2 separate regions of the Homo sapiens genome follow, and region 2 is linked to region 1. The links are chromatin loops, found by intact Hi-C in ENCODE. Cell type or tissue: GM12878. All regions are shown on one strand. Each heading gives the region's core, and the rest is flanking DNA. Links, peaks and the distances in the headings are about the cores only.

What was found. Peaks named below come from ENCODE experiments on the same cell type or tissue, not always from the same donor. Only the 100,000 strongest peaks of a DNase experiment are listed, where the experiment ranks them.
Region 2: a loop joins it to region 1, with 5 times the contacts of the local background. A loop is called at or near these places in 6 of 110 quality-filtered maps.

Annotation. Positions count from the first base shown.
Region 1 is chr3:15,966,227-15,969,153 of GRCh38, forward strand. All of the region lies in intron 8 of LOC107986064 (a long non-coding RNA gene), which reads left to right. Among named protein-coding and RNA genes, the nearest start is that of MIR563, 94 kb to the left of the region's middle. In GM12878, for the core only: no CTCF peak of the experiment used is centred there; no DNase peak of the experiment used is centred there.
Region 2 is chr3:15,815,940-15,818,866 of GRCh38, forward strand. It overlaps a transcript of ANKRD28 not described here. Among named protein-coding and RNA genes, the nearest start is that of ANKRD28, 19 kb to the left of the region's middle. In GM12878, for the core only: no CTCF peak of the experiment used is centred there; no DNase peak of the experiment used is centred there; H3K4me3 peaks cover 758 bases; H3K27ac peaks cover 1,709 bases.

The DNA of each region.
Region 1 (2,927 bases), core at 126-2,625:
CAGAATGGCAGACTTTTGACAAAGTTTTGCCATGTTGGCCAGGCTTGTCTCAAAACCCCTGACCTCAAGTGATCCGCTCGCCTTGGCCTCCTGAAGTGCTGGGATTACAGTTGTGAGCCACCGTGCCTGACCCAAATGCCATTTTCTTTCTTTCTTTTTTCCTGAGACAGAGTCTCGCTCTGTCACCAGGCTGGAGTGCTGTGGCGCGATTTCGGCTCTCTGAAACCTCCACCTCCTGGGTTAGAGGAATTCTCCTGCCACAGCCTCCTGAATAGCTGGGACTACAGGTGTACACCACCACGCCCAGCTAATTTTTTGTATTTTTAGTAGAGACGGGGTTTTGCCATGTTGGTCAGGATGGTCTTGATCTCCTGACCTCGTGATCCACCCGCCTGGGCCTCCCAGAGTGCTGGGATTACAGATGTGAGCCACCGCACCCGGCCCCAACTGCCATTTTCAATATAACACTATGCCTCTGCGTTTGATCCATCCATGGTATCGTGTGTAGCAACATCATTTTCACTATGGTAATTATTCAGTGGAGGAACATTCCACAATTTTGTTCTCCCTACATGTAGCATGGTTCCATATTTAGAAAGCTCAAATACAGCTTAAAATTATAAAATGGATTGTGTATGGATATATACATACCTGACAAAACTGCTTAAAACAAGCAAAATCACAATAAAAACCATCTTCAAGATAATGTTTTCTTCATGGAGAGGGAGACTGACACTGAGGAGAGGATGGGAAATGTATCAGTTATCTATAGCTATGTAAAGACCCACCCTAAAATAGTGGCTTAAAACAACCAGTTATTGTTCATGATTCTCTGGGTCAAGACTTCAGGCAAGGCTTGGTGGGGATGGCTTGTCTCTGGCTCACTCATGTGTCTGCGTTCAGCTGGGCTGGTGGGTCCAAGATGGCCTCACCCTCAAGGCTGGGGCCTTGGTGCTGTGTGTCGGCTGGAGTTTCTCAGACTTCCTCCATGTGGCTTCTCTCTTCATGTAGAGTTTCATCTTTTGTTCCATGTTCTTTTCCCTCCAAGAGGTTAGCCTGGAGTTCTTTACAAGGAGAAATCATCCACTAATATTTGTATAACTAAAACTTGATGGCAATTAAAATATATTAACAAAGGTGTGCTCTGTGGTCCAATATTGTTGGGAAATGTTGCATATGGCTTCTCCTTGTGGAGCTTCCACTGCAAACAGAACAGAAAGCTTACTAAAGTCTCTGAGAGGTCTTGCATGGAGCAAAGAAAGACAAAAGGCGAGATGCTACGTCTTTTTTCCAGGGATATATAAAGGAAGGGCTGGGTTAGATAAAGCAAGAAGGCTTTGGCTTGCCTTATGAGAACATCATCATCATCTTAACTCTGCTATTCCTGTACCCATCAGAGTCCCAGTATAACTGCAGGTGGCTCCAATTGCCAAGGCGTCTGAACACTCCTAAAACCTGTAGGAAGTAGCCACTAGGCCAAAGGGTCAACAGTGCTTTTCCAGGAGTCAGGTCATTTATGTTTCTGCCTCTCTCCACCGTCCTGCCAGTGACCTTGTCTTGAATTAGTTCACCTACTTAACTCCTATCTCTTGTTTGCTTTAACCCCCATGAGCTGCTTTGATCAATTACCAGCACGTCCCTGATGCTTGATGACCATAAGTTCCTTGGATTCTTTCCTTTGAAAGTTAGTCCATGTTGGTTGTGACAAATTCAAATAATACCAAAAAGCAAAAGCCTTCCCTTATCTATTTCAATCCCCCAGTCCCACCATTAACAGTTGAGCAGTTCAGTTTCCTTCTAGATGATTTTCCATGTTTATGTAAACACATGTGCATATATATTTGAACAAAATGGGTATCAACATGTTCATATAGTTCTGTAATCTTTTTCATTAATATATCATGCATATTATTACATGTCAGTACATATAGATTGATCTCTTTTTAATAGTGTCAGTGGGTGGACTCACGTCTATAATCCCAACAGTTTTGGAGGCTGAGCGGGGAGGATTGCTTGAATCCAGCAGTAAGTACAAGACCAGCCTGGGAAACATAGTGAGACTCCTTTCTACGAAACCATAACTAAAAAATTAGCTGGGCATGGTGGCACACACCTGTAGTCCCAGTTACTCAGGAGGCTGAAGCAGGAGGATGGCTTGAGCCCAGGAGTTTGAAGCTGCAGTGAGCTGTGATTGTGCCACTGTACTCTAGCCTGAGCAACAGAATGAGTGTCAAAAAAAAAAAAAGTGTCATTACGCCGAAGTATGGGAGTTCCTTTGTTTATTCAGCTCTTTTCCTCCGGATCAATGTTCATGTTGCTCCTTATTATTATTATTATTTTTTTTTTGGCTATTGTAAACAATGTGGCTGTGACCGCCTCCCCACCCACTCCATGTACCTAAATCTTTGTACATTCATGCCAGCTAATGTTCTGAGGAATACGTTTCCAGACGGGCAGTGCTGGATCTTAAGGCATGCCTGGCCTCCTCTCTCTCATTATCCTTTTGACCCTGATATCCTAGAGACTTCTGTTGTTACCTGCCTGCCTGCCCAGATCAGTCTGTGGTTCACTTGTTCCAGGGCTCCCCAGAGAGTCAGTCGCTTATACATGCTCTCTGAAGCTTTGTCCAGGCAGCCTAGGTTGCTCACATCAGTTGACAGCTATGCTCAATTACAGCACTTGTCACATTGTGTTATAATTGTTTTTCTACTTGTCTAACTTCTCCACTAGATTGGAACTTTCCAAAGGCATCATCAGTGTCTGGCACAGGACTTAGCACTCAGACCAAATTCCTTAGCAAATTTTATTGAACTCACACTGTGTGCTAAACACTAGCACTGTGTACATAGAGCTATGGACAAAACCAAATTCCCTGCTTCAGTGGGCAGAGACACACAATCCACAAACAATCATAAATAATTTGTTAG
Region 2 (2,927 bases), core at 161-2,660, 150 kb before region 1:
AAGTTAATGTCTTCCCTGAGTCATGTATTTTAAACAAAGGTTTCAAATAGAAGAGGCTTTACAGGTTTTCATAATTATGTTTTAATCTTGTTATATTAATAGTCAAGCTCAAAACAATATCACGAGCGTATTTCTGACTGATTGAAAACCGCCTTCTGTTACTATGGCATTTACCAAATCAAACTGCCTCAAAAACTATGTGGCTCTTGATGCTTATCAGGCAACATGTAATTGCAATGATTTTCATTGTATTAACTAAAATTTACATATCTTATAGAAAAATTAAATTTTCTTACTTTAACCAAATCCACCTAGCCTAGCCTCCTACCTCCACAAATATTTACTCAATAATTGTTTGTTAATAACTATTTATATGCTAAATGCACGGAATATAGCAGTAAACACAAGAATAGTTTCAGGTTTCATGAAACTTACACAAAATCTCTCATGTATTTCCTTTTCCCTGATTTGTAATATGGGGTTATTAAGACCAGCTTAAGTTAACAGCCTAAGGATAAAAAATACTACAGTGTCTCTTCACCTATAATTTACAATTTAAAAAACACTACACAGAAATATTCAAGTAAGAAAGTTTTATTTTTCCTGCTATGACTATGACTGCTTTAAAGTCTTTCTGTTCTATAAAGTTGCTTCAAAAGGAAAAGTGTTTGGTGCCCTTTATTTTACTACACTATTTAACCCACTAGATGCTAACTAACAAACATTTAAGTTACATGAAACTGAAAAATGTATAAGAGCATCTTTTCATATAAAATTATCAAAGTATGTCAATCGTCTCAATTTATATATAGAAGTTATTGCCAAAGTGTCTTATAATCCAAGACACTGAGAGATAGGAAGCTAGGATAATGAGTAAATCCAAACTGAGAGTAAATATGTGCATAGGTTGTGCATAGATTAATCATAGAGTTAAAACACATCTGAAAACCCATCTCTATTAAAAAAGAGGAGGGAGGTAGCCACAGTGGCTCATGCCTGTAATCCCAGCACTTTGGGAGGCCAAAGTGAGAGGATCACTTCAGCTCAGGAGTTGGAGACCAGCCTGGACAACACAGCAAAACCCTGTCTCTGTAAGAAAACAAAACCAAAACCAAAAGAAACCCAAACAAAAGCACACATCTGAATACTGTAAAGGCCCAGTCTTCCACAGAGTGAGCATCGTTTAAGGTAGGGGCTGTGTCTCACTCATTTCATCAGTATGTCCACTCTACGATTTTCCTTAACATGTAACAGTGATGAACAATTTCTCACGCACAAACATTTCACATACTGATGATTTTATCTTGTCAGTAGAAGTACCATGGTTTTTTTTTCCTTGTTATTTTGTTTTTGTCCCAACTAGATAGAAAATTTTATAGGTTATAAACTAACATCGGCAATTTCATATGGTCCAACCTAATATCAATTGCTCACAACATTAAGTTCCTAGAGCTACCGGTAGGCACCATTTCTTATTGCTCTAAGTACTCACCTTCTAATAAGGGAAAAGAGAAATAAAAAGTAAACTACAAAGCAGTGCAATAAGTGCTCTCCTAAAAGTTTGTTGTGTGTATCTGTGACAGAGGGAGACAGACAGACATACAGTTCCTTAGGAATCACAAGATATACCAGTTGATGAATCCTATGAGGAAAACTGGAGGGCAACCTAGTAAATAAAATTAACTAAGATTCCTTTGCTAAGTGATCGCTATACTGAGATTTATATATTTAAATAAATATAAAATTACCAGGAAACCACTAATTTCTTCCTAAGATGAGATACAAGCAAGAATGCCTGCTCTTAATCACTCTTACTTAATATCATATTGAAAGAAAGAGCACTGCCATAAGGGTAGAAGGAATAAGGGATATATAGTTTGGAAGGGAAGAAATAAAAGTGCTTGCATTCACAGACAACATGATTGTCTTTATAGAAGATTCCATGGAATCTATTAAAAAATGCCTAGAATTAATAAGTTTAGCAAAGTCATAGATTACCATTGCTGTTTCTACATACTACCAATGAACAACTGGAAATCAAAACAAAAAGCAGTACCATTTATAATAATACCCCAAAACTCAAAAATACTAAGGTATAAATTCAACAAAATATGTACAGATTATGTATGCTGAAAATCACAAAATACTGATGAAAGACATCAGAGACAACGTAAAGAAAACAGATACAGGAGCTCCCCCGTTATCCACAGAGGATATATGCCACCCCTCCCTCACTCCACGGAAGCCCAAACATCTCAGGTAGTGCTGAACCCTATATATACTATGTTTTGTCCGACACAGGTTGAACATTCTTAATCTGGCAATTCAAAATCTGAAATGCTGTAAACTCTGAAACTTTTTGAGTGCTCATATGACGCCACAAGTGGAAAATTCCACAAATAAGTACTTAACAGAAACTTTGTTTCATGCACAAATTTAAAATAGTTTACAAAATTACCTTTGGGTTACACGTATAAGATGTATATGAAACAAATGAATTTCGTGTTTAGACTTGGGTCCCATCTCCAAGATCTCTCATTACATTTATGCAAATATTCCAAAATCACAAACACATCTAGTCCCAAGCATTTCAGACTAGGAATACTCAACCTGTACATACATACCCTATGATAAAGTTTAACTGATAAATTAGGTAAAATAAGAGATTAGTAACAACTAATAATAAAATAGAACAATTTTAACAACACACTGTAAAATGAAAGTGAGATGAATGTGGTCTCTCACAAGATACTTTAATATTTTTGGACCATAATTGACTGCAGGTGTTTCAAGCTATAGAAACCAAAACAGTGGATAATGGGAAACTACTGTACCATGCTCATGGTTGGGAAGACTCAATATTCTTATAATTTCAATTTTTCCTCATTTAATTTATAGGTGAAAAGTAATCACAGTCAAAATCTCAG